Regions from separate parts of the Homo sapiens genome. Here region 1 is linked to region 2. Evidence: chromatin contacts called from ENCODE Hi-C or POLR2A ChIA-PET data. All regions are on one chromosome and are shown on one strand. The core of a region is the stretch at or near the end of the contact, and the rest is flanking DNA. Distances in the headings are between cores, read along the strand shown.

Region 1 (4,371 bases), core at 1,462-3,961, 510 kb before region 2:
TAACAAGTCCCAGGTGATGCTGATGCTGTGGGTCCAGGGACACACTTTGAGAACAGCTTGTTACTCAGGCGATATGTGGACAGTAGCGTCATCTTCACCTGGGAGCTTCCTGCAGCATCTCAGGCCTTGCCCTACACCTACCAGATCAGAATCTGCATTTTAACTCAATCCCCGCGTGATTCTCATGCACCTGGAAGTTTGAGAAATATGACCTTAGAGGAGCCGGAATGTGAAACCACTGGAGGCAGAGATAGATGGAGAATATCTCTTCTTCTCACGGATACTAAAGATGCAACAAAAAGGGCTGACTCTCTGGGTGTGCACCCAGGTGGGGCTGATGACCGAAAAGAGGCCAGATGTGGACAGAGGACTCTTCCCTGAGGGAAGGCAGAGAGAACTTAGGAAAATCTGAAGAAAGGAGGTGGCTTCAGAGGAAAGGCATTCATCTGGGCCATAAAACAGTGGAGAAGGTATCCTGCTGAGAGCACAGGGGTGGGGAGGGGGTGCCCTGGAGCTGAAGTCTTCAGTGGGGGGACAGTGATAGGTGAACACACATGTGAATAAACAGTTTGCTAAGCAGCTGCGAGGGCTGGCCAAGGTGAGAAAGCATCCGTCTGCAGAGGCCTCAATAAGGCCAGTGTGTTGACTTTGTCCTGCAGTGCTCAGCAGTGGAAAAAACCAACAGCCACGCAGGGAGAGGGAAGGAGCCACGATGGGCACGGGTTACTGGGGCCAGGGCTTGACTGGTAGGTGGACACAGCTGAAGGCCCAGGTTGTGTGGGAACAGAGCGCAGAAGCAATAGATTCCTCTTGAAGATCCTTGGGCTGTTAACCTTTTTTAAATTTAAGAGAGGTTGTGTGGGCGGGGAGGGAGGAAGGAAAATCCTTCAGAAGACATAGACTTACTCTGTTTCTTCCATCATATGTGAATGCATATGAATAGCCAAAAGGTGAATAAAACACATGTTCCCAGGTGGCCAGTGAGACCTAGGTTGCAAGATGGTGGGGTGTGTGTGAGGCCGGGGAGTGCTGCGAGCCCCGGAATTCCTCAGCCTTAGTCCCCCGCCACATAGCTAAGAAGTGAGGGAGGAGGTGAGAAGGAGTCACTGCCCAGCCTCACTTCCGGTGGAGTACCCTGTCTCCTTGTCAGTTCTGTCTCTGGGGACAGTTGCCTGCTTTCACCTCTCCCTCCATCCCCTCTTCTCTCACAGGGAAAAATTCACCTTAATATTGGAAGTTCCTCTCCTAGCAAAGTCCTTCTCAGGCACCCACAGGCAAAAAGGAAACTAAGCAGAGTTAGGGCTTCCAGGCCTAGCCAACTACACGACTCTCCTCTTGCTTCCCTAAGAACCAGCGCAAGGGGCAGCGTGGGTTCCAGCATAGATGGACCTGTGTTGGAATCTCTGCACGTGCTGTGCTGACCCTGGCTAGCCATTGACCTCTCTGAGCCCTTGTTTCCTTTCCACTAGGCTCTCTGAGGGCAGGGGCCATGTCTTTTTCACTGCTCTGTCTGCACTGAGCACTGTGCAGGGCACATAGGAAGTTCCCATAAATGTTTGTGGGATAAAGGAAATAAAACCTTCTCTCTTCCTGTCCCCCTTGTGATGGCTTTGCACAAGGCACTGTCCTTGGCCAGGTTTGCTAGGCTAGTGTGAGGATAAACCAGGTATATTACAAATTGGAGAAAATTTCTCGTTCTTCTTGGAAGAAGGTGCTGTATCATGAAACAAGAATGTCTTGATTCCCTTCTATGCCAGGTACTGGGGAGAAACAGGTGCCTGATAACCGTTGATCCAGGCAGAAATAAGCATACTCCTGCTTCCCAAGGCCTGATGCTTCTCTCCTTCCTCCCTTCCTCCCTCCTTCTCTTCACTCTTTCTCTGCACACATGGAAGAATGGCTGCCAGGCATTGCCCATTTGGAAAAGTACAGCTCAATGGATATGAATCAGCTTGGGCAGGCGAGAAATGATTCACGTCTGACCAAATCGATTTAGTTCAGGTTGCCCGTTCTGCATCTTTTTTCCCTTGTAATTAAATGATGATTGGTCTTGATGGTGGGAAGGAAGAGACAGAATTTAATTTGTTTGCCTTTGTAGAAAGCTGGGGACAGCACAGATAAGGGAAGATGTCTCCCATTTGGCAAATAACTGATGCGGAGGTGGAGTGGCAGTGGTGATGGGGATGCTGGTGCCTTCAGGCCTTCTGGGCCGGGCAGTGCAGCTGGTGGCAGACGGTTCGGAACTCTACCATGTTCCCATCTGAAAACTGTGGCTGATCATGCCCACTCCTGACCTTGCTCCAGGGAGTACACAAAGACGTAAGCTTAATTAACCCACCAGACGTAGCTCTTGAATCCCTGGGCATAGTGCCTGGGTATAGTTAGAGTTGGGGAGAGGCATGGTCAGCAAAACAACCTCCCTCATCTCTCTGTTGTCACTCAGAGTCAAGCTGGCTGCTGCTGGTGGTGCTGACTTCTCTTGCTGCAGATTTCTCCAATATGTTTCTGCCCTGCACGCATTTGCCAAATCCCTTCGGTTTCTTGTGTCTCGTGGCAGCTTAGCTCCTCCAGCCCTTGGATGAAGAAGCGTGGGAACTCTTTGCTTCCTTTCCCTCCCGCAGTGACATGCCATGCCATGCCACTGCCTCTTCATCTGGTCCTATGACAGTCACTCATAAGCACCCGCATGTACCCGGCCCTGCACTAGCTCATGACAGCTGCAGTCAATTGGGCCAGGTGCTGTATCTCATCCGGCCTCCTCAGCAACCCTCTGAGATACTGGTAATGTCCCTGATGAAGATATTTACTGAGGCAGAAATGGACGCTCAGTGAAGCAAGGTGCCTGATGTTATAGCAATGAGCTATGAGTGGCCAGAGGGAGGAGATAAGCTCAGGCCTGACACCAAAGCCCATGCTCCTTCTAGTCAACCACAGTGCCTCCTATGGTGAATGAGTGAGTCAGCAACCAAGACGCATGAGGCCTTCTTTTTGGTGAGCCTTGGCTGGGTGCTGAGGCTTCAGGTACAATCATGGGTTGGAAGAGCCCTCCTCTCTCTCCACAGTCTGGCACTATGACCCCTTCTGGTTATTAACAAGGCAAAGAGAGAGAGGGAAGAAAGCAGGCAAATAATGTGGGTTGCTATTCCTAGAGATTAGAATTTCAGGAAGGATAAACACAGCGTTCTCTCCAGAAGTATAAATAGGAAGACTTCACACATGACTAGAACGAGACATGTTTTAAGTCTGTCGAGTAAGGCAGTGATGAAGTAGATTTCCCCAGATTCACTCTCCCTCCTCTGGGTCCCCCAGGGCCTTTACTTGTGGCAACTTTCAGCTCAGGGAGGGAGGAAAGCCCCTTTCAAAGCTTCAGATACTTCCTTAAGGTCAGTTTCTGCTTAAAGAAGGCCTTTACATTACTTCATCCCTTTGCCAAATTAAACTGAAAGGAAACCTTTCAAGTGTGATTGCCTGGCCCTTTCCTGTTCATTTCTCGTGGGTACGCTTTCTAACTTTCTTTCTTTCTTCCTTTCTTCAGGTGTTGACTTTAAGATGAAGACCATAGAGGTAGACGGCATCAAAGTGCGGATACAGATCTGGTGAGCTGGGGAGGAGGAGGAGGCAGATGTAGGAGAAGAGGACTTCTGGCTGCTCCTTAGCTGCCCCTGCCATGTGTAAAATTCCTAGGCTTCACCTGGGATAACTGGCCACCTCTCTGATGGATGGAAGCGAAGTCTCAGAAGCCCATCTCTTCCTATAAGCCTTAATCTCCAACCTCTAAGAAACTTTAGGGGATTGACTACAAGCACCAAAGGGCAGGAATTAGAAGGAACTGGCACACTAACCATTGTGAATTTATCTCAGGATTAGGCTTTGCCCTTGGGCTGTGCCACACTATGTTAAGATTGGAAGGAAGGAGGCTACACCCCCCATCATTTAGGGCGAGACCCTGAGAGAGTTCCTCAGGATAGCATGATGAAGTTTCCACAGTAGCAGAGGGTGCTGCTGTGGCTCTCTGCCTGAGGTCTTGGAAGCACTGCCTTTGCCAGGGTTTAGAGCTCCCTCTCAATTCCACAGCAGTATGGGCACTGCCTTCAGAGGTCCCATAGGGACTAGGGGTGTAGCAGCATCCCCTGCCAACTCCCATCCAACCAAATCTGGCCACAGTGGCCAGATTCCAGAGAGCTGTCCAAGGCCTGTTCTGGCTGTGGCTTCTGGTTTCTGCCAGGAGGGCAGTTGGCAGGAGGGGCCAAGGCCCTGCAGGCCTGGTCAGCACCAGCACAGATGACCAGGCCTCTGACTGCAGATCCCTGTGGGGATCCAAGCATCCCTGGTTTTTCACCCTTTAGCTCCCCAGTTTTTCCTACAAGGGGA
Region 2 (4,285 bases), core at 1,298-3,797:
AAGCCTTTTTCAACCAGCTCCAGGTTCTGTAAAAACAACAGTGAAAGGCCTATGAGATCAGAGAGTTGAAAACCACTGCAGGTTCTTCTTCAAAGGCAAACAACCTCCTTGAGCCAGCAGCCACTCACTATCAGGACAAGGAGGCCAAGAAAGAAGAGAGAAGGTCCCTTGGTGCATTTTTTCCAGTGCGGTGAGTGGATGCTATGGAGAACTGCAGCTTTCACTCCAGCCTATGACACTAGAGTAGAGCTCTGCTTGTTTCCCAGCCTTCAAGAAAAAAAGAGCTGGTATGTTTCCTGTCATTATGCCACATCATTATAGCTTATTTGCTGTTTGAAAGGAATTAGTTACCCTTACCCAAATTATATTTACCAATTGTGTTTATAGATTTTATGTATTCATAGGGTTATGATAATACAAATTAACTCTACTCTGCACAGCACAGACCCTTCCATCAGAAGACAGAGCCTAACAACATAGTGGCTGGCACAGAAGAGGTATTCGTTATATGGCTGCCGTAAATACTGCCAGGAAATATGAAGTAAGCAGTGATGTTTTCAAAGGTTTTAATGAACTCGACCGTGAACGAGGGCAAGAAATAAGATAAATACTATCTTTAGGAATCAGGCCAGTGGCTGGGCCCAGTGGCTCACACTTGTAATCCCAGGACTTTGGGAGGCTGAGGCAGGAGAATCCACTTGAGCCCAGGAGTTTGAGACAAGCCTAGGAAACATAACAAGACCCCATCTCTACAACTGAGAAGTTAATTAAAAAAAAAAAAAAAAAAAGGGCCGGACCTGGTGGCTTATGCCTGTCATCCCAGCACTTTGGGGGGCCGAGGCAGGTGGATCACAAGGTCAAGAGATTAAGACTATACTGGCCAACATGGTGAAACCCCGTATCTATTAAAAATATAAAAATTAACTAGGTGTGGTGGCAGGAACCTGTAGTCCCAGCTGCTTGGGAGGCTGAGGGAGGAGAATCACTTGAACCCCAGAGGCGGAGGTTGCAGTGAGTTGAAATTGCACCACTGCACTCCAGCCTGGTGACAGAGCAAGACTCTGTCTCAAAAAAAAAAAAAAAAAAAAAAAAAGAACTGAGCTGGATGTGGTAGCTCACACCTGTAATCCCAGTACTTTGCGAGGCTGAGATCGGAGGATCACTTGCACCTAGGAGTTCGACAGCAGCCTGCCTGGGCAACATAGGGAGACCCCGTCTCTACAAAAAATTAAAAAATTAGCCTGGTGTGGTGGCGTGTTCCTGTTCTTCCAGCTAGTTGGGAGGTTGAAGCGGGGAGACTGCTTAAGCCCAAGAGTTAGAGGCTGCAGCTATGATCACGCCTCTGCAGTCCAGCCTAGGTGACAGAGTGAGACCCTGTCTGTAAAAAAAACCCCAAAAACCGGCTGGGCGTGGTGGCTCATGCCTGTAATCCCAGCACTTTGGGAGGCCGAGGCGGGTGGAACACGAGGTCAGGAGATCGAGACCATCCTGGCTAACACGGTGAAACCCCGTCTCAACTAAAAATACAAAAAAATTAGCCGGACATGATGGTGGGTGCTTGTAGTCGCAGCTTCTTGGGAGGCTGAGGCAGGAGAATGGTGTGAACCCAGGAGGCGGAGCTTGCAGTGAGCCGAGATCACACCACTGCACTCCAGCCTGGGTAATAGAGCCAGACTCCATCTCAAAACAAAACAAAACAAAAAAACCCACCAAAAACCAAGTACTACAAACTAAAGGGAAGCAATTAAGGAAATGTATCTTTAAGTATGTTTACTGCAGCCCTGCTTGTAGCATTGGAAAATTATAAACATAAACCTCCTCCAAGGGGGACTGGGCCAATGAATTATGACATATACACTCAATAAATATTTATCATGCAGATGTTATGAAAGTGAGACCCATCTGTGTTAACATGGAACCTGTCCAAGATGTACTAAAGGTGCAAAACCATGGAGAGCTTAATTATTCCATTTTAGGACAAACACAAAAATACATGTATATAATTCATGAAAAATTTTTAAATGTCGAGAAATATGCACCGAACTGTTAAGGGGACTCAACTCACATATATTACATTCTTATAATGTTTAATTATTATTTTTTACAAAGGGTATATTACTATTGTAGGCTTAACAATACATTAAATATTTTAAAAATAAAAGAGTCTTCTATAAAAATACATATACTGAATCATCGAGCAAAACCCAGCACTAATGTTTGTTGATCCCAAAAAAGCAGAAATAGGTAGGATAAAAGGTGGAAAACAACTAGGTTCATTATAAATGTGATTTATGCTTTTTTCCTTTAATAATTGAAAACTGAGATTATGATTTATTTGAGCTTCTAAAGAACACTGCTAATTCTTTACCTCTAGTCACATGAAAACCAATTAATATGTAACGCTGATCAAGAACAGTTTTAAATAAGTAGAATTTCTTAAATGAAGACACCAGCTGGGCCAGCTAGGGGCAGTCACTGTAATTAGACACAGGAAAGGCTGTGGGGTGGCAGGAGGGCCAGAACTGTGAATTCCCCTCCTACGCGTGAATCAGACAAATGACCATAAAAGGCAAACCATAACTCAGAAGACAGGCAGACTGAAGGTACCAGCAATTTTTTCTAGCCAGTTTTGAAATACTTCATTTGGGGCCTGAACAGTGACCCTGTATTGCTTGATAATTTAAAAGCCTTCCAAAAAGGCAGAAAAATTGAATTAGCAGTGACAGCAGGTGACCTTGCCACCTTATCTGATGGCCTGTCTTTCCTGTAACCACCCCAAACTGGCTTTAGAGATGTTTCTTTGATGGTAAATGACATAAATATGAAAAGATTTGAGCTCACAGTTGTTCTCTAGCCTCCTGTTTGATGCTATAAATATCCAGGAAGCTTTGTCTAGAAAAACAACCAGAATCCTGACCATATATCTTGGCCCGTTAATATGGATTTAAATCGGCAGAGGAGAAGCCATTTCAAAAAAGGTCTCTACTTGCTTCTGATCTGAATGGCATTTGGAACTTACCCAGCCAATGCAGGGAAGACAATGGAAGGGAACTGCTATTAGTCTAGGACAGGGTTTCTCAGCCTCACACTCCGACATTTGAGCTGGATAATGTTGTAGGGGCTGTCCTGTGCATTAAAGGATGTTTAGCCAGCATCCCCAGTTTCTACCCACTAGATTCCAGTAGCACTCCCCACCTCCAGTTGTAATAATAAAAAAAGTCTCTAGACATTGCCAAATGTCCCCGGGGTCAAAATCAGCTGTTGAGAATCAACCACTGGTCTAGGGCAGTGGCTTATTGACACCCTATGTGGGACAATTCTATTTTGTGAGGTACATCTTCCCTATCTACTCATTTAATATAACTCCTCAGCACACTGCAGGCCTTTTGGCACCCTGCACCCTGGGTCACAGCAATAACCCATTCATTTCCACATGGGCCAGGTGGAGAAATGCTGATTCAAGGTGTGGTGCTTTCTAGGACACGTGATGAGAAATAACTCAGGTTACCTCCTGTATGTAAGCCTTGGGAAGAGGCAGTCCAGCAGTGACCTGGAAGGAAAAGAAACAGAGTCAGAGGCATTTCCTATTTAAATCTCCTAGCTTAAAATGGTGCTTTTCATGTGTTAAAGGCAAGACGCTGCAATGCTTGCAGGCTGTACAGTAGTATAAGATTATTTCCTGCCCTAAGGACTTAGGGTATGTGACCAATCACACAGCACAGAACAAAATCGACTGCTTTGGGCAGCGTGGAAGACCTCTATGACCTGAATTAAGGAGGTGAGAAGGACCGGATCGATGGCAGGAGAGGTGGAAAGGGGTGTACCAAGCAGGTGCAGTGACTCGAGTGAAGGCCATAGCAGTGGGGTTGGAAGTCAAGGGGAGTGTGGGGAAAGAGGAAGCGGTCGGGCCTGCGGAAGTCACCCTGGGATGTCTGTCGATAGAGCCCGTGATGAGCCCTGCCATGGTTTCATGAACTGGTCCACAGTGCCAACCTAGCATTGGTGGAGCTGAACCGTGGTGCAGGGTCAATACAAACAAGAGGGAAAACAATACAGAAGGATTTTCTTTCTCTTTTGTAGAGTATATCTAAAGGATGGAGGTGTCTGGTGCCTCCCCGCCCCGCCCCCCAGCCCCCAGTCTTGATCTATGCCGTGGCTCAGCCCTGCTGCATCCACAGAAATGAGCAAATGGGTGAAGGTGTCCATTTCATGGGCCCCACCATGGGCAGTGGATAGTGATTAAGAAGCTCTGCCCTCTTCCATTGCAGTGAGACTATGTGCTCCA

What was found. Hi-C counts contacts between places; a loop is a spot of excess contacts on that map. ChIA-PET counts read pairs that join two places held with the same protein, here RNA polymerase II (POLR2A). Pooled maps may share reads with other maps.
Region 1: a pooled map shows a loop between it and region 2 (3-fold over the local background). The contact joins two enhancer-like sites. A Hi-C loop is called at or near these places in 1 of 168 maps with a recorded cell type or tissue (PC-9) and 1 of 50 pooled maps. POLR2A ChIA-PET finds 5 or more read pairs at or near these places in 1 of 52 experiments (activated T-cell).

Annotation. Positions count from the first base shown.
Region 1 is chr14:64,951,736-64,956,106 of GRCh38, reverse strand. The region is part of intron 3 of CHURC1-FNTB (CHURC1-FNTB readthrough); the gene reads right to left. It overlaps RAB15 (RAB15, member RAS oncogene family), which reads left to right. Exons shown (of 7, transcript NM_001308154.2): 2 at 3,536-3,596. Among named protein-coding and RNA genes, the nearest start is that of GPX2, 11 kb to the right of the region's middle. RefSeq lists an enhancer at 337-1,214. Within about 2 kb of position 2,711, at least 2 of the 41 ENCODE cell types and tissues checked have a DNase peak (open chromatin) inside an H3K27ac peak, as active enhancers do.
Region 2 is chr14:64,443,958-64,448,242 of GRCh38, reverse strand. It overlaps MTHFD1 (methylenetetrahydrofolate dehydrogenase, cyclohydrolase and formyltetrahydrofolate synthetase 1), which reads right to left. Exons shown (of 28, transcript NM_005956.4): 22 at 3,509-3,550; 23 at 1-26. Among named protein-coding and RNA genes, the nearest start is that of AKAP5, 19 kb to the left of the region's middle. RefSeq lists an enhancer at 2,606-2,655. Within about 2 kb of position 2,547, at least 14 of the 41 ENCODE cell types and tissues checked have a DNase peak (open chromatin) inside an H3K27ac peak, as active enhancers do.